Regions from separate parts of the Homo sapiens genome. Here region 1 is linked to region 2. The links are chromatin loops, found by intact Hi-C in ENCODE. Cell type or tissue: mammary epithelial cell. All regions are shown on one strand. Links, peaks and the distances in the headings refer to the core of each region. The heading gives the core; the rest is flanking DNA. Region 1 has its middle 30 kb from the start of TLR5. Region 2 overlaps SUSD4 (sushi domain containing 4).

Evidence for each region. Peaks named below come from ENCODE experiments on the same cell type or tissue, not always from the same donor. Only the 100,000 strongest peaks of a DNase experiment are listed, where the experiment ranks them.
Region 1: it touches region 2 in a loop (4-fold over the local background); 3 of 110 quality-filtered maps call a loop at or near these places.

The regions. Positions count from the first base shown.
Region 1 is chr1:223,167,404-223,179,833 of GRCh38, reverse strand. No RefSeq gene overlaps it. Among named protein-coding and RNA genes, the nearest start is that of TLR5, 30 kb to the right of the region's middle. In mammary epithelial cell, for the core only: a CTCF peak has its summit at 4,617; no DNase peak of the experiment used is centred there.
Region 2 is chr1:223,338,879-223,351,308 of GRCh38, reverse strand. The region is part of intron 2 of SUSD4 (sushi domain containing 4); the gene reads left to right. Among named protein-coding and RNA genes, the nearest start is that of SUSD4, 19 kb to the left of the region's middle. RefSeq lists a silencer at 9,105-9,282 and an enhancer at 9,773-10,273. In mammary epithelial cell, for the core only: a CTCF peak has its summit at 5,350 (motif pointing right); no DNase peak of the experiment used is centred there.

The sequences.
Region 1 (12,430 bases), core at 1,604-9,603, 170 kb after region 2:
ATATATGTCTCTCTTTGCCTCATGGTCATTCTTGTGTCACCAACCAGACTCCAAGTTTCTTGAAAACAGGGATGGTATCTCAGACTTAGACATTCCCTGGTATCTAACACAGTACTGGGCTCAATAAATGCTACATCGACTTGAGAGGGCCTGACAAAGGCTGGGCACAGTGGCTCACGCCTGCAACCCCAGCACTTTAGGAGGCTGAGGTGGGAAGATCACTGGACCCCAGGAGTTGGAGACAGCCTGGGCCACATGGCGAAACCACATCTTTAAAAAAAAGAAAGAAAGGAAGGAAGGAAGGAAGGAAGGAAGGAAGGAAGGAAGGAAGGAAGGAAGAAAGGAAAGAAAGAAAGAAAGAAAGAAATTGAGACACAGAAGCCAAAAATAACAAAAATGATGTTTGATAGAAAACCCATTTGAGGTAATTTATAAGTAAGAGAAAAAAATTAAAAAATAGAAAGGGCCTGACAAACATGCATATTAGTTCCTATGGTCAGCCTGAGCCACAGAGGGGCCGAAGGCAGAAGGAGCAGGAAGATCTGAGATGCTTCAGCAGAGAAGGGGACCTCTGAGGAGACTGGATCGAAGAACCAGCTACAGAGTCAAGCTAGTGAAGGAAATGCTTAAACTCATTGAAAGAAAAGCACCCCTCCCTCAAAGAGGGCTCCTTACCCCAGACAATGCCTGGAGTTGTCTCCTCTCTCACAGCCAGAACTCAGAAGGCGTGGATTTGCATCGTATCTGCTTGACTTACTGAGGCAGATCAGAGAGGGGCTCCTCCGCTCTGCAGAGCTCAGAGACTTTCCTCTCCCCAGAAGAGTTAGTCTAGTCATTGCTGGTGCCCCTTCTTTCGGATCAGGCTGTCTAATCATCCTTCCATACCTGGCCAGTGGGGTGCAGGGGGTTAAAGGTAAAAGAATCTTTCCTATAAAGTAGTTTAGATAAATTCTGAGGATGAGGATATTGATGAATTGGCAAGGAGAGTGGGGGGTGGGGCATGCAAACCTCTATGTAGGAGAGGAGAATCGATTTGATTAGGTTTTTTAAAAAAAAAGAATGGGGCCAAAACACAAATGGATATCATGGATCTCTCTCTCTCCCCCTCCCCTCCCCCACCATGCACACACTCACACACACACTCACACACACATGCACCCGCCCCAGGGCTTCTGCTTTCCTCCCGGGGCTACCTGTGTGCCAGCATCATAATTAACCTGCATCTCCCGCTTATCACCTGCTGCACCCCCTGTTCCCACTGATGCTTTAGCTTCTCCAGGGCCCTGCTCTTCATTTAATCTCACAGCTTCTCATGGTGCTGTAATTCCAAGGCAGGGGGAGGACAGCACTATGTATAAATCTCTCCAGCCGCTCTCCCTCCTCCCCAGCCTCCCCTTGGCTTACAGGCTCCCTGTGACCCCAGAGACTCCCAGAGATGGATGGAGATTCCTTCCTGGTCCACTGGGCTGTCAGAGTCCCCAAGACTTGCTGTGCAATTTTACACTCTTCCCTAGATTAAAAGCAAAGTCATTATGAAAAATCTACCTGTCCTGAGTGAAAGCCTACATACATACAGCAAAGGCTGCTTTCCCACGGTTCTGCTGGGCTAGGGCTGGGGAATTGGCATTATTGGGGGTGCAGTAAAGGTTAGCCTTTTTGTCTTCTTTTCTGCAAAAGCCGTTTTTACACATTGCTATTTTGAAAATAATAAAGCACTTTCTTTGGGAACTTGGGGTCTTGGTCGTGTTGTGGGCGTTGGCTTCCCAGCCTCTGCTTTATTTCATTTGTCTGCATTTCTCTTTTCTTATTGGGCCTCCCTGAAAGTGTTCAGAATGTCCCCAGACTCGAGCACCGTTTTCTGTCTGCCACTTCCTCATTCCTTGTTCCTCAAATTCCCAGAATACAGTGGTTGACAGCACTGGCGGGTTTAGGGACAAGCCAAGCTCAAGTTCCAGCTGGGCTGTTTGTTCACTGTGACCTTGGGTGAGTTCTCTCACCTCTTGCACTGCGGGCATGATGACAGTACCTGCCTCAAGGGGTTGAGGCAATGCATGTATAAAGCCTCAGTGGGGATCTGGGGTGCTCCCTAAATGTTAGTGATTGTCATTATTATAATTTTGGAAAGCAAGCTTCCAATGCCAGAGTAAGACCTTCACATATAAAAGATTTAGAATGTTGTGGGGCCACCAGGACCCAGAGTGAGAGCACCACAAGGACACCTGTACTAAAACTCACCCCTAAATATCCTGAGCCTGGCCTTTGGACCCTGAGGGGCTACACAGTGGAGGCAGGTGTGGGCAGGGGAGCTGGGATAAAAAGCAGACAGATTGGGCTCTGAAATCTGTCTCACTCTTGTGACCACAGGCAAGTAGCCCCCCTCTCTGAGCTTCTGTTTCCTCACCCATACAATAAAGATAATAATTTCCAGCTAAGAATATTTTAGTGAGGTTTAAAGACCATGCACCTAAACATATAACACCACCAGAATGCATGCTCAGAACTTTTAAAATTATTTATATGGTGACATCAACTTGCCTACTTTGTGATAAGCATCACCTGCAGTGGGTGCCAGACGTGCAGGGAGATGAGCAAAAACAAGGACACAGCCTCTTTCCCTTAAGTAGCACATAGCCATTCCCAAGATCTTTTCAAATACATGATCTTATCCCCAAAGGCACCAAGCCGCTCTAAGTCTGAGCAAGTTTGTCAGCCCCTCCAAGGAGTGGGCAAAGGGGTTGTCCTAGTTCTTTTGAGATGCTGTCACTAACTACCATAAACTGGATGCCTCGTAAACAACAGACACTTACTGCTCACAGTTCTGGAAGCGGGGAAGTCCAAGATCAAGGTGCCAACAGGTTTGGTATCTAGTGAGGGTCCACCTCCTGATTCATCGATGGTGTTTTCTCACTCTGTCCTCCCATGGAGGAAGCAGGGAGGCTGTTTTCTGGGGCCTCTTTTATAAAGGCATGAATCCCATTCATGAGGGCTCCACCCTTATAGCCTAATCACTTCCCAAAGGCCCTACCTCCTAACACCATCACCCTGGGGATTAGGTGTCAACATATTAATTTGGAGAAGAACACAGGTATTTGGCCTATAGCAGGGGTCAGAGGTCAGAGATGATGAGCTATGCCTGAAGCCACGTAACCTGAAAGACAGAGCCAGTCCCCACACCTGCTCTCCCACTCCCATCCCATGCTCTCTGCCACACCCATGGCCATGCCTCTGCAGAACTGGGAGTGTCCTGGTCTTCTGGAGGGGTGGCCATATTAGGACGGAATATGTTTAGTCACCTATGACTAGCATTGTTTAAAAAAGAAATAGAATAGAACATAATAGAATAGAACGCAGCAGAATGAAATAGAACATTTCAGATGCACTGCCCATAAGAAAAGGAAATATTGTTTCATGAAATTTGTTTCACATGTATGTATGTGTTTATGTGCATGTGTACTGCGTATTGATATAAAATGTACTTTTTGATTGGGTCACTGTCTAGAAAAGTTTGAAAAACACTTTATTGTTTTATTGTTTATTCCTATATCCAGAGCTAATATCCTTTTTTCTAACCATCCCAATTATTCTCCATTAGAGAAAAGCATATTTTGTCTCAAATTTTTTTCAGCCTGTTACAATGATATAAAACAAATTCATCCAAACCTATTTTTGTCACAGGGAAACCCCCTTCCAGCTCTGAAAACTCTGGGGCTTCCACATGTCCTACAGGGTAAATCCAAATTTCCACTAGCTTCCAATGTTCCACATTTCCAGCCATACCTTCCGTAACTCCTCAATGCTCATGCTCCTGCCAGGCTTGTCTTCCCAAGGTAACTTCTGTCTGCCTAAGAAGAAGGCGCCCCCTTCAACTCCCCATCTCTATCTCTCAGGCCCTGAGCAAGTTTAACTTGCCTCTGACACTCTTCTGCTTTGCAGGCCATGGTGATTCCAATTTCCTGTGAAAACAGCATTTCTTGTGCAATAAGTGCATGGGGTCCCTTGTCACATGTTGCTGAGTTCCTGCATTAAAAATCACACTCCCTCAGCACAATGCTTTTTGAGATTCGTCTCTGTCTCATACGCATCAGTAGCCTGTTCCTCTTTTCTCAATCTCTAAGTAATACTACATTGTATTCCATGGATAAACAAAAATTTTCTCAGCCATTTGCAATGAGCTTGCCAAACTGCTAAGTCTGGGTGAACAGTCCCCATAAGACTGCCCTCTCCTCAGATGCCAAGTGTGGGGGTCCCCAGGGTTACCCTCACTTCAGATCAGCTGGCTACAAATTCAGAGGTCTCCACAACCACTCTCAGGCTTGACAATTTGCTAGAACAAGTAACAGAACTTGGGAAAGCCCTATACTTAAAATTACAGTTTTATGACAGTGAAAGAATACAAATTAGAAATAGCCAAAGCTTCTACTGCATAGGGCAGAATCTGGGAGAGTTTCAAATATGAAGCTTCCACGCCCCCAAGAACATGTTGCCTTCCCATCATCGATATGTGGCAATGTGCACAGAGTACTGTGGATCTTGGAAGTTCAACCGAGATTTGGTGTCCAGAGCTTTTAATGGGGCTCAATCACACACTGCCCAAGCACCTGGCCTTTAGTCTCCAGCTCCTCCCAGAGGCCAGAGCAAATACTGTGTGTTCCAAAGGCCCATCATAAATCACATCATTAGGCTGTTGCTGGCCAAAGCCCCCAGGCAAACGATGACACTCCTATTGCAGGAGACTTCAGGGGTCTAGAGATCACCTGCCAGTGGCCCAAGACAAAGACCAGACCTCTGTTTGGTTAATTCTGCACTACGCGCCATTCACCTGCCGATGGACATTTGGAGTGTTGCCAGGTTTTGGCTATCAGGAATAAAGCTGATGTTGGTAAATGCAACAACCTAGGTGAATCTCAAAACTATTAGACCAAGTGAAAGAAGTACATACTTATGATCCTATTTATAGAAACTATAGAAAAGTCAAATCTAACCTATGGCGATGGTAGAAGCAACTACAGCTACATAATTTGTAGGGCCCAGTACATTTTATTGTGTGTACCCCTCAATAACTCAATGAAGTAGATTTTTTATTTAAAAAATACCATTTACTGAGCTCTTGCTATAAAACCCCCGTTTGTCAAGGACCCCAAATTTGTAGCCAGCTGATCTGAAGCACTTTACTAAGCACTTTACAATATTAATATATTTGTGCTCAACTGATACTTACAGATGAAGAAATTTAGGCTGAAAGAAGTAACCTGCCCAAGGTTTCATCTGGCAAGGGACAGTATCTGGATTTGAACCCAGGACTGTTAGGCATTGAGAGCAGTGTGCCTAACCACCAAATACCAGTACTCCTGTCCTCTGTTTAACTCCTCCCTAGGTCATGGTCTGGCTTTTCATATATATTTTTCTGGTCTTCCCATCCACTGTAAGTTCCCAATAACAGAGACGTCATCAACAGTTGGGTACGCTGTGGAATACACACAGGAATTTCTTGTCAGACAGTTTTTTCATATGCATATATCTTCATACACAGGGATATAGGTTTTGTTTTTTTAATAAAATTGAGATCTCATTATGTAAACTGTAACATGATTTTTTTTTCATATAATGGTTCATGAGTTCATTTTTCCTCAAATCTTGGTGTTCACTGCATTACTCCTTGGTTGATTTTTCAAAGCAAGAAGGAAGATAAAGTTTTTAGGTTTTTAAAAGTGTCTGTGACATGCTGCTTTGCTATAGATGATAATCCTGCAGTCATACCTGCACAAGATCCTCTTATTACAATTGAGGGTGGTTGTTTCCTGTATATATTGACACTAAAGAAGATCAATAACTTACAGGAAAAAAGTCCTTCTGTCAAGAACATTTGATTCTGTTTTTAGAACAGTTACATTTCTTTAAGGACAGCTCTAAAGTGTAAAACATAAAATGTTTGCAAATATGTATATTATATATACCTTAAATGTGCATCAAGAACATTATATTTAATGACTGCATGTATTCCAAGAAGTAAATGTATCATAATTTATTTAGCCAATTCCCCATTGTTAGATAACTCGCCTTTCCCCATTTCTTTGAAATTATAAACAATGCTGCAATATTGAGACATGTTCGTGAAGTATGAATTTTACTTAAAAGTTTCTGGGGTAAAGAGTTAAGTACTTTAAACGATACGTAATTTTTTTTTAAGTTTTGTTTTTCTTTTATTATTATACTTTAAGTTTTAGGGTACATGTGCACATTGTACAGGTTAGTTACATATGTATACATGTGCCATGCTGGTGCGCTGCACCCACTAACTTGTCATCTAGCATTACGTATATCTCCCAGTGCTATCCCTCCCCACTCCCCCCACCCCACAACGGTCCCCAGAGTGTGATGTTCCCCTTCCTGTGTCCATGTGATCTCATTGTTCAATTCCCACCTATGAGTGAGAATATGAGGTGTTTTGTTTTTTGTTCTTGCGATAGTTTACTGAGAATGATGATTTCCAATTTCATCCATGTCCCTACAAAGGACATGAACTCATCATTTTTTATGGCTGCATAGTATTCCATGGTGTATATGCGCCACATTTTCTTAATCCAGTCTATCATTGTTGGACATTTGGGTTGGTTCCAAGTCTTTGCTATTGTGAATAATGCCGCAATAAACATACGTGTGCATGTGTCTTTATAGCAGCATGATTTATAGTCCTTTGGGTACATACCCAGTAATGGGATGGCTGGGTCAAATGGTATTTCTAGTTCTAGATCCCTGAGGAATCACCACACTGACTTCCACAATGGTTGAACTAGTTTACAGTCCCACCAACAGTGTAAAAGTGTTCCTATTTCTCCACATCCTCTCCAGCACCTGTTGTTTCCTGACTTTTTAATGATTGCCATTCTAACTGGTGTGAGATGATATCTCATTGTGGTTTTGATTTGCATTTCTCTGACGGCAAGTGATGATGAGCATTTTTTCATGTGTTTTTTGGCTGCATAAATGTCTTCTTTTGAGAAGTGTCTGTTCATGTCCTTTGCCCACTTTTTGATGGGGTTGTTTGTTTTTTTCTTGTAAATTTGTTTGAGTTCATTGTAGATTCTGGATATTAGCCCTTTGTCAGATGAGTAGGTTGCGAAAATTTTCTCCCATTTTGTAGGTTGCCTGTTCACTCTGATGGTAGTTTCTTTTGCTGTGCAGAAGCTCTTTAGTTTAATTAGATCCCATTTGTCAATTTTGGCTTTTGTTGCCATTGCTTTTGGTGTTTTAGACATGAAGTCCTTGACCATGCCTATGTCCTGAACGGTAATGCCTAGGTTTTCTTCTAGGGTTTTTATGGTTTTAGGTCTAACATTTAAGTCTTTAATCCATCTTGAATTGATTTTTGTATAAGGTGTAAGGAAGGGATCCAGTTTCAGCTTTCTACATATGGCTAGCCAATTTTCCCAGCACCATTTATTAAATAGGGAATCCTTTCCCCGTTGCTTGTTTTTCTCAGGTTTGTCAAAGATCAGACAATTGTAGATATGGCGTTATTTCTGAGGGCTCTGTTCTGTTGCATTGATCTATATCTCTGTTTTGGTATCAGTACCATGCTGTTTTGGTTACTGTAGCCTTGTAGTATAATTTGAAGTCAGGTAGTGTGATGCCTCCAGCTTTGTTCTTTTGGCTTAGGATTGACTTGGCGATGCGGGCTCTTTTTTGGTTCCATAGGAATTTTAAAGTAGTTTTTTCCAATTCTGTGAAGAAAGGCATTGGTAGCTTGATAGGGATGGCATTGAATCTATAAATTACCTTGGGCAGTATGGCCATTTTCACGATATTGTTTCTTCCTACCCATGAGCATGGAATATTCTTCCATTTGTTTGTATCCTCTTTTATTTCCTTGAGCAGTGGTTTGTAGTTCTCCTTGAAGAGGTCCTTCACATCCCTTGTAAATTGGATTCCTAGGTATTTTATTCTCTTTGAAGCAATTGTGAATGGGAGTTCACTCATGATTTGGCTCTCTGTTTGTCTGTTGTTGGTGTATAAGAATGCTTGTGATTTTTGTACATTGATTTTGTATCCTGAGACTTTGCTGAAGTTGCTTATCAGCTTAAGGAGATTTTGGGCTGAGACAATGGGGTTTTCTAGATATACAATCATGTCGTCTGCAAACAGGGACAATTTGACTTCCTCTTTTCCTAACTGAATACCCTTTATTTCCTTCTCCTGCCTAATTGCCCTGGCCAGAACTTCCAACACTATGTTGAATAGGAGTGGTGAGAGAGGGCATCCCTGTCTTGTGCCAGTTTTCAAAGGGAATGTTTCCACTTTTTGCCCATTCAGTATGATATTGGCTGTGGGTTTGTCATAGATAGCTCTTAGTATTTTGAAATACGTCCCATCAATACCTAATTTATTGAGAGTTTTTAGCATGAAGGGTTGTTGAATTTTGTCAAAGGCCTTTTCTGCATCTATTGAGATAATCATGTGGTTTTTGTCTTTGGCTCTGTTTATATGCTGGATTACATTTATTGATTTGGGTATATTGAACCAGCCTTGCATCCCAGGGATGAAGCCCAATTGATCATGGTGGATAAGCTTTTTGATGTGCTGCTGGATTCGTTTTGCCAGTATTTTATTGAGGATTTTTGCATCAACGTTCATCAAGGATATTGGTCTAAAATTCTCTTTTTTGGTTATGTCTCTGCCCGGGTTTGGTATCAGAATGATGCTGGCCTCATAAAATGAGTTAGGGAGGATTCCCTCTTTTTCTATTGATTGGAATAGTTTCAGAAGGAATGGTACCAGCTCCTACTTATACCTCTGGTAGAATTCGGCTGTGAATCCATCTGGTCCTGGACTCTTTTTGGTTGGTAAGCTATTGATTATTGCCACAATTTCAGCTCCTGTTATTGATCTCTTCAGAGATTCAACTACTTCCTGGTTTAGTCTTGGGAGAGTGTATGTGTCGAGGAATTTATCCATTTTTTCTAGATTTTCTAGTTTATTTGCGTAGAGGTGTTTGTAGTATTCTCTGATGGTAATTTGTATTTCTGTGGGATCAGTGGTGATATCCCCTTTATCATTTTTTATTGCGTCTATTTGATTCTTCTCTCTTTTTTTCTTTATTAGTCTTGCTAGCGGTCTATCTATTTTGTTGATCCTTTCAAAAAACCAGCTCCTGGATTCATTGATTTTTTGAAGGGTTTTTTGTGCCTCTATTTCCTTCAGTTCTCCTCTGATCTTAGTTATTTCTTGCCTTCTGCTAGCTTTTGAATGTGTTTGCTCTTGCTTTTCTAGTTCTTTTAATTGTGATGTTAGGGTGTCAATTTTGGATCTTTCCTGCTTTCTCTTGTGGGCATTTAGTGCTATAAACTTCCCTCTACACACTGCTTTGAATGTGTCCCAGAGATTCTGGTATGTTGTGTCTTTGTTCTCGTTGGTTTCAAAGAACATCTTTATTTCTGCCTTCATTTCGTTGTGTACCCAGTAGTCATTCAGGAGCAGGCTGTTCAGTTTCCATGTAGTTGAGTGGTTTTGAGTGAGATTCTTTATCCTGAGTTCTAGTTTGATTGCACTGTGGTCTGAGAGATATAGTTTGTTATAATTTCTGTTCTTTTACATTTGTTGAGGAGAACTTTACTTCCAAGTATGTGGTCAATTTTGGAATAGGTGTGGTGTGGTGCTGAAAAAAAATGTATATTCTGTTGATTTGGGGTGGAGAGTTCTGTAGATGTCTATTAGGTCCGCTTGGTTCAGAGCTGAGTTCAATTCCTGGGTATCCTTGTTGACTTTCTGTCTCATTGATCTGTCTAATGTTGACAGTGGGGTGATAAGTCTCCCATTATTAATGTGTGGGAGTCTAAGTCTCTTTGTAGGTCACTCGGGACTTGCTTTATGAATCTGGGTGCTCCTGTGTTGGGTGCATATATATTTAGGATAGTTAGCTCTTCTTGTTGAATTGATCCCTTTACCATTATGTAATGGCCTTCTTTGTCTCTTTTGATCTTTGTTGGTTTAAAGTCTGTTTTATCAGAGACTAGGATTGCAACCCCTGTCTTTTTTTGTTTTCCATTTGCTTGGTAGATTTTCCCCCATCCTTTTATTTTGAGACTATGTGTGTCTCTGCACGTGAGATGGGTTTGCTGAATACAGCACACTGATGGGTCTTGACTATCCAATTTGCCAGTCTGTGTCTTTTAATTGGAGCATTTAGTCCATTTACATTTAAAGTTAATATTGTTATGTGTGAATTTCGTCCTGTCATTATGATGTTAGCTGGTGATTTTGCTTGTTAGTTGATGCAGTTTCTTCCTATCTCGATGGTCTTTACATTTTGGCATGATTTTGCAGCGGCTGGTACCGGTTGTTCCTTTCCATGTTTAGTGCTTCCTTCAGGAGCTCTTTTAGGGCAGGCCTGGTGGTGACAAAATCTCTCAGCATTTGCTTGTCTGTAAAGGATTTTATTTCTCCTTCACTTATGAAGCTTAGTTTGGCTGGATATGAAATTCTGGGTTGAAAATTCTTCTCTTTAAGAATGTTGAATATTGGCCCCCACTCTCTTCTGGCTTATAGGGTTTCTGCCGAGAGATCCGCTGTTAGTCTGATGGGCTTCCCTTTGAGGGTAACCCGACCTTTCTCTCTGGCTGCCCTTAACATTTTTTCCTTCATTTCAACTTTGGTGAATCTGACAATTATGTGTCTTGGAGTTGCTCTTCTCGAGGAGTATCTTTGTGGCGTTCTCTGTATTTCCTGAATCTGAATGTTGGCCTGCCTTGCTAGATTGGGGAAGTTCTCCTGGATAATATCCTGCAGAGTGTTTTCCAACTTGGTTCCATTCTCCCCATCACTTTCAGGTACACCAATCAGACGTAGATTTGGTCTTTTCACAAAGTCCCATATTTCTTGGAGGCTTTGCTCATTTCTTTTTATTCTTTTATCTCTAAACTTCCCTTCTCGCTTCATTTCATTCATTTCATCTTCCATCGCTGATACCCTTTCTTCCAGTTGATTGCATGGGCTCCTGAGGCTTCTGCATTCTTCACGTAGTTCTCGAGCCTTGGTTTTCAGCTCCATCAGCTCCTTTAAGCACTTCTCTGTATTGGTTATTCTAGTTATACATTCTTCTAATTTTTTTTTCAAAGTTTTCAACTTCTTTGCCTTTGGTTTGAATGTCCTCCCGTAGCTCAGAGTAATTTGATCATCTGAAGCCTTCTTCTCTCAGCTCGTCAAAGTCATTCTCCGTCCAGCTTTGTTCCGTTGCTGGAGAGGAACTGCGTTCCTTTGGAGGAGGAGAGGCGCTCTGCTTTTTAGAGTTTCCAGTTTTTCTGTTCTGTTTTTTCCCCATCTTTGTGGTTTTATCTACTTTTGGTCTTTGATGATGGTGATGTACAGATGGGTTTTTGGTGTGGATGTCCTTTCTGTTTGTTAATTTTCCTTCTAACAGACAGGACCCTCAGCTGCAGGTCTGTTAGAGTACCCTGCTGTGTGAGATGTCAGTGTGCCCCTGTTGGGGGGTGCCTCCCAGTTAGGCTGCTCGGGGGTCAGGGGTCAGCACCCACTTGAGGAGGCAGTCTGCCCCTTCTCAGATCTCCAGCTGCATACTGGGAGAACCACTGCTCTCTTCAGAGGTATCAGACAGGGACATTTAAGTCTGCAGAGGTTACTGCTGTCTTTTTGTTTGTCTGTGCCCTGCCCTCAGAGGTGGAGCCTACAGAGGCAGGCAGGCATCCTTGAGCTGTGGTGGGCTCCACCCAGTTCGAGCTTCCCGGCTGCTTTGTTTACCTAAGCAAGCCTGGGCAATGGCGGGCGCCCCTACCCCAGCCTCGCTGCCGCCTTGCAGTTTGATCTCAGACTGCTGTGCTAGCAACCAGCGAGACTCTGTGGGCGTAGGACCCTCCAAGCCAGGTGCAGGATATAATCTCGTGGTGCGCCGTTTTTTAAGCCCGTCGGAAAAGCGCAGTATTCGGGTGGGAGTGACCCGATTTTCCAGGTGCCGTCCATCACCCCTTTCTTTGACTAGGAAAGGGAACTCCCTTCTTCGGCTCTCGCATGGTGCGCGCACCCACTGACCTGCGCCCACTGTCTGGCACTCCCTACTGAGATGAACCCGGTACCTCAGATGGAAATGCAGAAATCACCCATCTTCTGCATCGCTCACACTGGGAGTTGTAGACCGGAGCTGTTCCTATGCAGCCATCTTGGCTCCTCCCCCAAACGATACGTAATTTGAAACATTGGTTTTATTTTAAAACAAGCAGATATGAAATTGAATGTAAATTTTGAATGTATTTTTAAAATTAAAAATCTAATTGTGGGCCAGGCTCTGTGTCTCACTGCACTAATCCCAGCACTTTGGGAAGTCAAGGCAGGAGGATCACTTGAGCTGAGCAGTTCAAGACCAGCCTGGGCAGCATAAAGAGACCCACCTCTACAAATAATTAAAAAATTAAAATTAGCCAGG
Region 2 (12,430 bases), core at 1,309-9,308:
TGTTGTGCTCCCTCATATCCTTTCACCAACATATGAAAATTTTGCACATAGTGCAGCTGTATCATTCTAGAGATGAGGGGAAATAAGGGCCCTGTCACCATGTGGCAATCCGGGGGGACTGGAATCCTTGCTCTACTGCTTTGGTGGCTTTATATGTGGGGCAAGCCCCTTAATTGCCTCTGCCTCAGTTTCCTCTTCTGTAAGATGGGGGATAATAGTACCCATGTTATAGAACTGTTGTGAGAATTAAATAAGTTAAATCTATAGAAACACACAGAAGAATGCCTATTATGTAGTAAGATTTCAATAAATATTGGTATCTTCATTGTTATTGTTATATTTTTAGTTATAAAAGCTCCTTAAAGCTAGGATCCACAACCGATTTATCTTTTTTTTCACCTGACTGTGGCCTGTGTGTTCTAGATTCTCAGTAAACCTTTGTCTACCAAGTTACAAATGTGGGAAGGACTGAGAGCAAACCCTAATGTGAGACCTCTGCAGCCCACATTACAGATTCCTCCAGGGCAGGCACTGTACTTTTCCTCTTGTTTATCTCTCAAACCACAGAATACATACATACGTAATCCCAGTTGAGTACTCATAGCTTGATTAGAAGAGGGCTGAAGGACTCCACAGCCAAGTTCAACAGCTAAGACCTGCTACTGTATGAATAAAGGACATCATTGAGCCAAGGGTTTTATTATTTCTAAATGCTCTGTCCTTTCCTCTTTGCTTCTGACATCTGAGTCAGGCAGCAACGACAGCTGCAGTGATGGGCAGGGAGGACCGTGAGAGGATTGATGTCTGGCCTTGACTTGCGCCTTGCCCCTCTCTTGGGAGTGACAGCACCTGGAGTATTGAGTTTTTCACTGACAGTGATGAGGGTCCAAACATGGCTTTGCAGTCAGTCCTAAGGGTGGGAAAGGGAGGAAGTCTTTCCGGCTTCTTATCTTCATCCACTCTTACATTTGTTCAACAATAATTTATTGAGCGCTTAACTATGTTCAAGGGCTGCCTTAGGTGCTAAGACTAGAAATAAGAACACAGTACAGTCCCGGCCCTCAGGAGCTCGAGCCTATGTGGGATACTGTCTCCGTCAGCTTGGGCTGCCTTAACAAAATACCATGTTGGATGACTTAAACGATGGAAATTAAATTTTGTCATAGTTCTGGAGGCTGGAAGTTCATGATCAAGGTGCCAGCACGGCTGGGTTCTGGTGAAGGCTCTCTTCCTGGGTTGCAGACAGCTGCCTTCTTGCTGTGTTCTCACATGGCCTTTCCTTGGTGTGGGTGCAGGGGTGGGGACGGGAGAGAGCTCTGTGGTCATGTTGGATTAGGGCCCCACCTTATGACTTCATTTAACTTTAATTACCTCTTAAAGGCCCTATCTCCAAATAGAGTCATATTGGGGGTTAAGGCTTCAATGTATGAATTTAGAGGGATACAATTCAGCTCTTAGCAGATACGAAAGGAAGACAAATGTTAATTCTTATGAAAAGGTGCTGTAAGGAATCCAGAGCTCTTATCCCAGCTAGGGGAAATATGGGAAGGCTTCCAGGAGGAGATGATGCCGGAGCTCAGTTCTGAAGGAAGTGGCAATTAGGTGAAGAAGGGGGAAAGAACATGAGCAAAGGTGTAGTCATATGAAACTGCCAGTGTTTGTATATGGTGAGGGTGATAGGGGCTACAAACCATTAGCTTACCTATTCATGCATTTCATTAAGTCATTCATCAAACATTTCCTAAGTCTGCTATTCATGCAGGCACTGATGATGGAGTCCAGAGATGATCTGGAAGCTCAAATTTGCAGAATTTCCCAAATTACAGGGCCATAACATTTGCTCTAATCTAATCAAACTACTGCTAGACACTCACATTATTCGATTACAGCTGCTGGCCACTAAAAATCAATTGCAAGTGGTGCCCCAGGCCATCCGCTGAGCCCACCCTGGTTTAGGTCAGGTAAATATTGAATTATTATGGGGAGGTAGCCTGCGGAGAAGTGATGAGTTAATATCCATAGTAACTGGAGGCCATCACATATATATATATTTTTAAGTCATTTTGAATTTATCTTTTAAGGGACATTTTCTTCTCTCCTACTCAAAACATTTTCTTTGTTCTTTTTTCTTTCTCTGATATTTAAAGTTAAAACCTCTGAATGATTCGTGAGTCCAGGTTTGGTGCTGGTGCCATTCTAACAGGCCCATGTTATGAGACTTGATGGCCTTTTTGTTGGAGAAGGAGCCTCATGCCTCCTGGCAGACAGCATAGTGGCCGCATCCATTGTGGTCTCAGTCTCCTTGCTTGCCCCTCTCTGCTTGGCACCTCCCAGAGCTTCTGAGCTTCATGCCCATGGACCAGCTCCTGGAGGTCTCTGAACCGTCCCCCAGCCCCACACCTGAACATGTATGAAGACTTGTATATGCATTTCTCTGAAGTGGGTTTGTAGCTTTCAGCAGAATCTCAGATGGGTTCATTAACCCAGAAAGCTTTTAAAAAAAATCACAAGCTTAGAACAAACTGCTTAGAGTAAGTCTGTACCTAAACTGTTGATACAGGTCACAAAGAGAAGGAAACAGTTCTCAAGAGATTGAGGTTTTGGGCTTACGCACCTTTAGGCTAGGGTTGGTAGTGTACCGGGGAGGCCTAAAGAGAAAAAGTGGGCAGTGCTGGCCAGCAACTCTATTTGGACTGGTAGGCATCAGAGCTGTCCCTTTAATTTAACCCTTCACCCACCAAGGCAATTGAAAACATCCTGCAATTTAGAAAAGTTTCCTGCCACAACTGGCTTGGAAACTTCTTACAAAGTGGCTTCTGTCTACATGGCATAAGAATAAATAGATATAGAACAGGTAGACTGATCAGCAAATATATGTGGAGTCTGTTACATGCAAGGCACTGTGCTAGGCAGGATGGGAGAGTCAGAGATGAATGATAGGTAAGATTCAAAAGCCTGAGTTATTATAGAAAATTATGAGTGGAAAAAAATTCATGTTTATTTTTTCCCGCTGAAAATATGAGCAGAATGAGAAATATTCCAATAAACAGGCAAAAACAGTGCTTTTGTCTCAGTTATCTCTGTAATTCAGCATGTTGTTATGACATATTGAAGCATTATGGACTTGATAACTGTGATTATGCTACTGCTTCTAGTGTTCTAAACGGATGGTTTAGTTGCATATGAACAAAGTTTTTTTTTTTTCCATTTGAATATTAGAAGCGTAATGAATGTTCCTGTTGCTTAGATCTGTAGTCCACTCAGTCTGGGCTTGGGGTTTGTTATGTTAGAGCTGAAGGGGCCATAGAGGTTGCCTTAATTACCGATGAGGAAATGAAGGCCCAGAAAGTAGAGTGAGGTGCTGGTTTCACAACTGGTTAGTGGCAGAGCTGGGACAGGGACCCCAATATGTTCTCTCAGATGGGGCTTCTCTATAACATCATTTGCTTTCCTCCAGACAACTGGGAATCATCACAACAGGATCCACCTCCTGAGGGTTATGTGGATTAAATGAGATAATACGAGGAAAAGTATTTACAGTAGGTATGACTCAGAACACAAGCCTTTATTTACTTATTGTAAAATAGCGCCTTAGATTAATTATTTCATGGATGCATTTGAGCATTAAGTTACCAAGTACTTCGGAAGTACATAGTAATTCTCACTTAAATGCGTGCATGAAATAATTAAGGCACTCTATGTCAGCTTCTATAGGGGATCTACTGATCCCCCAATAGTGGCTTCTACTGTAGGGGCTGGGATTTATTTAGCTGGGAAGTGATTCTGTCATCTACAATCATGACATAAGATGTTGGGCACATAATCAGAGGGTTGTGGCATTCAGGAATGGGAAAGATTGTTCTCACTGTGAAGAGGGGAGAATTTGTGACAGAGATGACATTTAAGTTAGGCCTTGAAAGACGTCTGCACTGGGAAGGGGAGGCGGGGTAGGGTAGGAGGGAAGTGCGGATGGTTAATGGGTACAAACAAAATGTACTATTGGAAAGAATGAATGAGACCTAGTATTTTATAGCACGACAGGGTGACTATTGTCAAAAGTAATTTAATTGTGTATTTCAAAATAACTAAAAAAGTGTAATTGGATTGTTTATAACACAAAGGATAAATGCTTGAAGGGATGGATGCCCAATTTTCCATATTGCTTATTGCTTGCCTGTATCAAAACATTTCATGTACCCCATAAATATATGTACCTGCTATGTACCCACAAAAATTAAAAAGCATTTTTTAAAAAAGAAAAATAACATTCACACAGAAAAAAAAAGTAGGAGCTTAATAGACATTTGTTGAATGAAAAAAAATATTTGTGAAATTTCAACAGGACGAAGTGAACTGCAGGGGGTTTTAGCAGAAAGAACATGAACATGGGCCTTGCTGGGGCAAGCATAAGATAGGTTCATGGCCAGGGAAGGACTGACTTTGGCCTGGACCAAGGGCATGTTTTGGAGACAGACCAGCAATATAGCAAGAAATGTAGTAACAATAGTAATAATATTAATGGGTAGCATTTATCAATTACTTGTTCATACCAGGCACTTTTGAAGTGCTTTACATAAATGAAGTCACTGAGCCTCACAGCAGCTTTATGAATTAGGTACCGTTTTCATTCCTATTTTCATATGAGGAAACTGGGGCAGAGAGAGGCTAAAGGGTAGGTTGAGGGTCCTAGAATTAGAAGTGGTGGGGCTGGGTCCCAAATTCAAGCCATCTGGCCCTGGAGCCTGCTGAGGTATTCATCTCTCCTTGCCTCACTGCTTCCAGGCTGGGGGGCACTCAGCCATGGGAGTTTGGGATGTAACACCGTGGATGGATTTGCCAGCTAACGTCATCTGCTTTTCCTCTTTGACCTTCTTTCTGCAGTACGCCTTGAACCCTAGCCCAAATGTGGTTAAGCCCAGAACCTCAAGAGAAAGGAAATCATAAATAGGAAAATGAATTTCCTAATCTTTGAAAACTATTTTCTTCTTATTGATTCCTCAGGAGGCCATCGACGAGCCACTGAGAGTTTCTGAACGGAGGAGCATGTTTAAGTCATACGTTAGGGTTTTGGTTCTCAAATGGGGTGATTTTGTCCCCCAGGGGACATTTGGCAATGTCTGAAGACAATTTTGGTTTTGGGGTAAGCGGATGGAATAGAGGGTGTGTGCTACGACTGTCTAGAGGGTGGAGACCAGGGATGCTGTGAAACATCTTAAAATGCACAGGACGGCCTCTACAACGGAGAATGATCAGCCTCAAGTGTCCGTAGGGCTGACTCTGAGCAACCCTGCCCTAGGGTGATTGGCCTGGCTGCTGCAGTAGGCAGGGGAGGCTGAAGGGAGACATGGAAGCTAGTAGCCAGGAGGAGGAGCTCCAGGTGAGAGGTGCTGAAGGCCCGGAGGAGGTACTGGCAGCAGAGAAAGCCAGGGTGCACATTTCAAAGGCTGAATTCTGGAGGGCAGAGGGCAGACCAAGGAAGATGTTGCAGCCAGGGGTTTCTAGTGTAGGCATGAGAGAGAAGAAGCATGGAGTCATTAACTGCAATGGAGATGTCAGGAAGAAAAGCTTATTTTAGAAAGATGATGAGTTTGGTCTTAAGATACTTAAATTTTGACATGCAGGTGGAATTGCCCAGCAGGCATTTGAGAATAAGTGATAGAAAGCCGGACGTCGGCGTTATAAATGTGATGTAGGAACCATCTCATGGGCAGCGGTAATTATAATCAGTGTTCAGTAGTGGTCCTGGGAGAGGACTGAGGGACACAGGGACTGTGAGGGATCCCCCTGAGGGATGCAGGAGAGGGAGCGGCAGGGCCTGGATCTGAACCCTGGCTCCATCTCTTAATAAGCGCATGATCAGAGGGAGCGTCAGGGCCTGGATCTGGACCCTGGCTCCATCTCTTAATAAGCACATGATCTTGGACATGTCCTTGAACCTCTCTTTGCCTCAGTTTCCTCACAAGATACCAAGAGAATATTCACAGAGATTGGTGGGGAGCCAAGATACAGCATTACCAAAGCCAGGGATGTGAGGGTTTCAGAGAGGGGGTTAGTGGTGCGGACCTCTGAAGGGGTTGGGGGGATCCATGAGAATGAAAGACCACCTCGTGTTCTCAGCTCATGAGTGACTTTGGGGACAGCATTTTCACTGTATGTTTGTGAGCACCACTTCAATGTAAGTTATCCTCACTGGTGTTACCACAATGTCCAATTATCTATTTTCTTTACAGTGTGTGACAGGAATAGTGTATATGTAGACTTAATAACAAATTACTTATATTAACTTTAGTTTTCCCTTAAGTAAGAGCAATGAGCTGTAGAGAAGGAGAGGGTAGATAAGTTATAAATGAAAGTGAAGAGAGGCCAGAGAGGAAGTTTCGATTATTTCTGCAGAATCTGTTTTTCTTTTAGCTTCCAAATTCCCAGCCTTGAACATAACAAGGAGTGCTAAATGTTCTGAACTCAGGAAAACTGTCCAGATGGGCCCAAGGAAGCAATCTGCCTACCCTCCACGTGTACATATCATGTTAGGGCGGCCTGCTTGGATTTAGGAAGAGCACACTCAGTCCCCAGTGGGAAATGTCCATCCCGATTAAATGAGGGCTGCGGAGTGTGGAAAACATGAGAAGTGGTGGAGAGTTTTTCTGGAGTTGAAGTTTGAGTCTCACTGTGACCAGACTGAACCTACTGAACCCACACTGATAAGGAAAGCGAACATTGTCCTTGGCAGCCCTTCAAGGCTAAGCTTTTCTCGGGGGTGAGCAGTCCTTGAGCAATTCCTTCAGTGCATTAAGTGCAAAGTGGCTCTTCCCTTAGCTACAAATAAGCAGACCACTGTTATTCTCAAGAAAGGAGACCCCAGGAGAGTGCAACATCAGCACAGCCTTACCATGTTCACTGCGCCAGGCAGGTGGAGGTAATTGAACACTCACAAAATTTATTTTTGTGTGAGACACTCATCTGAGAGGCTGGGTGCCATTTCCACTCTATCCCTAGCACCCGACAATGTTGCCTCCCTAGATCTTGCTTATCTTGTACACCATGTATGCCAAACACATCACCCATCTCTTTGAAATATTGTCAGAATGATCTTTGCTGTGCAGTATTAAAACCTGCAAATGCCCTTGCTCCGTTTTCTTAGGTGGTCAGGCTGTCTGTATATATTTATTGAGAAGACAGTTCTGAAGGCTAAGCATAGACAGGTTTCTGAAAAATTATGACTCACATTCCATTTTAACTGTTTTTGGGAATCTAGCTATTTAGTGGAAGTCTCAGGTTTTCCTAAAGTGCTGTGTGCTCATACATTTAGTTTTTATTTCCTGAAAATGGCTAACTTGGGACTTGGAGGTGGCTCAACAGAGGTTGACACGTTGGTTTGGATCTGGGCCATGTTCTCGTACTCTGTTGGTGGTGGAAATAAAGCTGGAAGGGTGGAGAAGGGTCAGGGAGAAGATAAGGAAAGGGAACACACTGTGGTTCCTACAGCAGTTGCACAGGGACTTCACGGGTTTACAGAGGGAAACCATAGCTAGGTTTAAGCTTTTTCCCTTATTAAAAGCAGCTATATATATGCAGATGTATGCATATTCATTGTTGAATTTTTTAGAAAATATGGATGAGCAACGTTAACAAAATAAATGTCACACTAACCCTCTGTTAGAAAAGTGATGTGTGTCTCTTTTCTATATATCTTCATTCTCCCCCCAAATAGTATATAGACATTGTTTTGTTACCTACTTGTATTACTTAACAATATATCATATTTTTATTAATCTTTTAAAAATAAATCTTTTAGAGCATCATTGTAACTCACCGTATTGTATTCTATTTTGTGCATACCCTATAATTTTTTTCACCATCGTGCTGCACATGCACTGGTCAGCAAAAACAGAGGCAGTTTGTCCAGTGGGGGAGATAAACAATCCAATAATCACAAAAATAAGTACAAGCTGTAAAAAGTGCCATGAAGGAAAGCAACTTAGCTTTGAAAGAGCTTATGAGGGAGAAGAAGGAGAATCTCACTTGGTCCAGCTGGGCGGGGTGCTCAAGGAAGGCTTCCGGTAAAAGTTAGCTTTGCGTGGAGAGGTGATAGATTTGAACCAGGTGAAGATCAAGGGAGAGTGTGTTCTCAGTGGAGGGAACAGCCAGCACAGAGGTCTTCTGTTGGGAGGTAGCATAGAATGTTCAAGAACCTGAAAGAAGGCCAGTGTGCCTGGAGTGTAGAGAGCCTTCCTCTTTTTATTGGCTATTTGTGTTTATTGTTTTGAATTCTGGGCTTATGTTCTTTGTCTGTTTTTCCGCTAATGTTTTTATCTTTTTCTTATTCATTTGTAAAACTCTTTTCAAATATTTGACCTTTCACATATCAACAATGTTCATTCTTGCAGTTTTTACTGGCCTTTAATTGCATTGATGATAATGCAGTCAACTTTTTTTCTCTATGGTTTCTGCCATAGAGAAACCGGTATTGGTATTAGGCTTAGAAAGTTTTTGCCAACCCAAGGTTATTTACATAGTCACCTGTATTTTTCATATTTTATTTGTTATACTTAAACATTTAGTCAATTTGCGTGCTGGGAAATGTAAGGATATTGTTAATTTTTATCCAGATGGTTAGCCAATTGTACCAACAGTATTTATTGAATAGTCTATCCTTTTCCCAATGTTTTGAAATAACACCCTCATAATATACTAACATTGTATAGATATTTGGGTCTGTTTCTTGGCCTTCTGTTATATTCCATTGATTTGATGTCTCTTCCTGTGCCAGAACCACACTATTTTACTACTTGTACCTTTTAAAATCAGATAGAGCAAATCCCCACTCATTACTCTTCATTTTCAAAATGTTCTCAGCTAGTCCTATGAAATCACTCTTCCAGATAAATTGTGGAATCATTTTGTTAATTTTGTAGATTAATTTGGGGAGAAGGGACATCTATTCAATAATAGTATTCTCAGAAAAATGGCAACCCTCTCCATTATTTTAAATCTCCTTTTGGGTTCCTGGGTAGAAAGAACATTTTTAAAGACAACATCAGCCCTGAGGACATTGCAGTTTCATCTACAAAATATCACTGACCTAGAGAACATGACTTCAGTGAACACTAGAGAAACAGTAGGACACTGAGGGCCCTTTGAGGATCTCTGTCTTGGGTACCCAGGCCCCCGCCTGTCCTCCTAGCCCTGGTTTCACTGTGGCTGTGGTCCACCAGGGCAGACCTCAGCCATGACTAGGAAGGAAATAGGAAAGGCAAGGGATGTTTATTTTTGGAGACTCGTCTGGGCTGGGCACCCTCCTCAGTGCTTTGCCTGTTGCCTCATTTACACTCGACGTGACCAGCCAATGAGCGATCTTTAGCTCTGTTTCATACCAGACTCTGAGGCCCCGAGAAGTTACTTAACTTGGCGCAGATGGGGGTGGTGATAGGCAAGCAGGAGGCATGGTGGTCTCTGTTGGCAGATGGGTGAAATGGGTTTGTACCCAGGCCTCTCCAAGCACAAAGTCCGCCTCTTTCCATTCTCTTCTTCAGGCTGGGAGACACACCCACCCTCACCACTGGTCACTAACTGGGAAGGGGGAGTTGGGAGCACCCCTGTGGTTGTAGCTGCGTGTGCAGTTGTTTTGGTGCCTGAGGCATGGGGGAGCCATGCTGATTGTCCCTCCGTTTGTGTATTTAAAACAAGACCTGAACCTGAGAACACTTGGGTGCCCCGTCAGTGGATCTGGAGACCGCTGGCATTTCTGCATCGGGTGTTCTGCGTGGGGGAGCTTGATGGGAGCCGGCCCCTTCTGCTTCCCACTCAGCCTTCACAGCTGGAAGGTGGATCTGGGGAGGACAGAGAGGGGGTGGGTGGGAGGTGGGACCCTCTCCAGGCTCTGCTGGCGGCAGCTGCCCTGCCTCGTGTGGAGCCTGGGCTAGAGAGATGCAGCCGTGGCTTTGCTATTTTTAAGCTGTCCGCTATGCTCTGGTGGAGGCTGCCCGCGTCAGATGCTGAATCATGATCCAGCTTGCTAATTGCAGCAGTGCCTGTGGACTGCCAAGTACCCAGACAGGCATCTGGCTCTGCCTTTCGGGTTCCCATGTTATAGTGGGGGACAGATGGGCACCCCATGACAGGAGTACCAGGCAGGCCCAGCACCATCACAGTTCTTGTTACCTTTGGGCTTCATAAAAAATTTACAACAGCAGCAACAAAAAGAAAAATAAAAACACCTCCCCAAAGAACACCAGATTATTACAGTATCTGTTTCGAGAGGAGGAAGAAAGCTTTAGGACTTTCCATATCAAACATGTGTATTTTAGCAATCAAGGTGCTTTTATTCTCTCTTAGAACAATCGGCACCTAACATGCAAACCACATTAAACGAATATGTGTAACACAGAGGGAATTAGGTGGATGAGGTCAAGTGTGTCTTTTTCTAGAGGTCAGTTTCAGCTAAGTGCTTACTATATTTCTGAAACAATAGAGATTTAAGAGATGTTCCTCCGGGGAGTTCAGCAGCCTTTGACATACTCTCTATCAGTGAGGGCCTGTTTGCATGTGTTCTGTCTCTCTGACTACCTGTCTAACTAGATCACAGGGCTGAGAAGGGACACATTTCCCCTCCTGTGGGAAAGAGCTCACCTGACCTCTACCTGGATCTTTTGCCTGGAGCCTCTAAACCCAGCTCCCCAGCTGTCAAAGCAGGCTGAATATCATGACTGCGGACAGAAGCTGCTTTTGGATTAGCAGGGATGGAAAGGACTGCGTGTTGACAGCTCCTTCCTTACCTTTGATTGTGGCACACTACTCTCAAAGCCTTCCCTTCTCCAGGACACTTTTCCTGTCTCTTCTCTAACACAAAGGTGACTCATTTTTCATTGCAGCTGCAGCATGGAGTGCTGGCCCAGCTCTGCACCCCAAGCAGAGGTCTCACTGGGTCAGGGCATCTTTTTGTATCTATCAGATGCCCATCTGTGCCCTCTGCCCCCTCAGAAGAATGGACAGGCCAGTGCCTGGATTCTTGTCTGTTCCAGGAGATGGGACCAATTTCACAAGAGCTGAGCTGTCTGAACAAAGAAGTGATGGGCACACATGAGCCTCCCTAGTTCTCAGACAATGGGGTGTTTAACTTCTGGGTGTTATTCTGCTTTTTTCAGGGTGCTGGGCCTAGACTGAAGCCCATGGCACCAGCCACAATGCTCCTGCAGGATTTGGCTGCGTGTGGTCTTTGTCAGGGAATGCGATTGGAGCAGCTGCTTCCAGGGCTTGATTCCCCACAATTCTTCCTGGCCTGTTGTGTAAAGGAGACGGCTTTAAGGAGATAAGGAGATAAGGAGTTGAGTGTCGTGGTTCTGCCAGAGCGGAGCCGGTGGAATGAGAGCCCCCTTTTCTTCAACTTGGCAAATTAGTGTCTGCCTTTCAGACTGTTGGAAACAGCTCAGTGTGTGTAAGCGGAAAAGTGGTCGGTGGGCCTCAGGCCCAGCCAGTCCTGGGGGAGCCGGGGCCCAGCCTTCTGCTTCCTGAGGGGCCTCAGGTGTATACACATGAAGCTTGTTGAGTTAGTGGTGTCTGAATGCCTCAGAAATCTCTAGGGAACTTCTGCAAAGACGATTCCTCGGCCTTGCCCCCATAGACGCTGAGAAGGTAGATCTGGGAGGATCACAGAAATCATACCATTAAAAGGTGTCGTGAGATTCTGATGGGTGGCTCTCTAGGTTTGCTAACCCTGCTGCAGTGACTCCCTCAGTCTCACACCAGATCTGACAGGGACCTGGCGGGGGCAGGGATTAGACTTTGGGAGCATGGCAGGTGAGAAGGGAGATGGCGGGTTGGAGGGATGGGTCCCTCTGTCCTGTCCCACCCCTGCCCCGCTGGCTCATTCTCTGCAGGCAAATGTATACAACCTCTCCCCTCTCAAATGAACCTTCCCTTGATCTTGGCCCTGCCCTGACATTTTCCTCCCTCCACAGCTGAGCTCCTAGAGATAATAGTCCACATTTAGTCTCTTTCCTCATCTCCGACTCACTGTTCAACCCACAGCAATATGGTTCCACCCCCATCGTTCCTCTGAAATTATCCTGGTAAATGTCACCTTCAGAGACACGCAAACACCAAACTCATGTGCACAATGGGTCTTGCAGTTCTCCTCTTTCTCAGCCTCTTTGTAGCACTTGGCTACTTCATTTTCTTGAAACGGTCTCCTCCTGTGACTGCCAGGATATTACTCCCTTCTGCTTTTTCTTCCTCTAACCAGTCCTTGCTGGTCTCCTTTGCTTTTCCTCCTACACTCTCCCTGGAGTTCTGTCTTGGCCTCTTCCCATCTCTCACCACACAGTCTTCCCACGTGACCTCATCTCCCCTTGTGAGTTGAATTACCACCTGGAACTGGATGTATTTCTCCTGCTCAGATTTTTTCCTGGTTCTGATGAGGACATAGATGCAA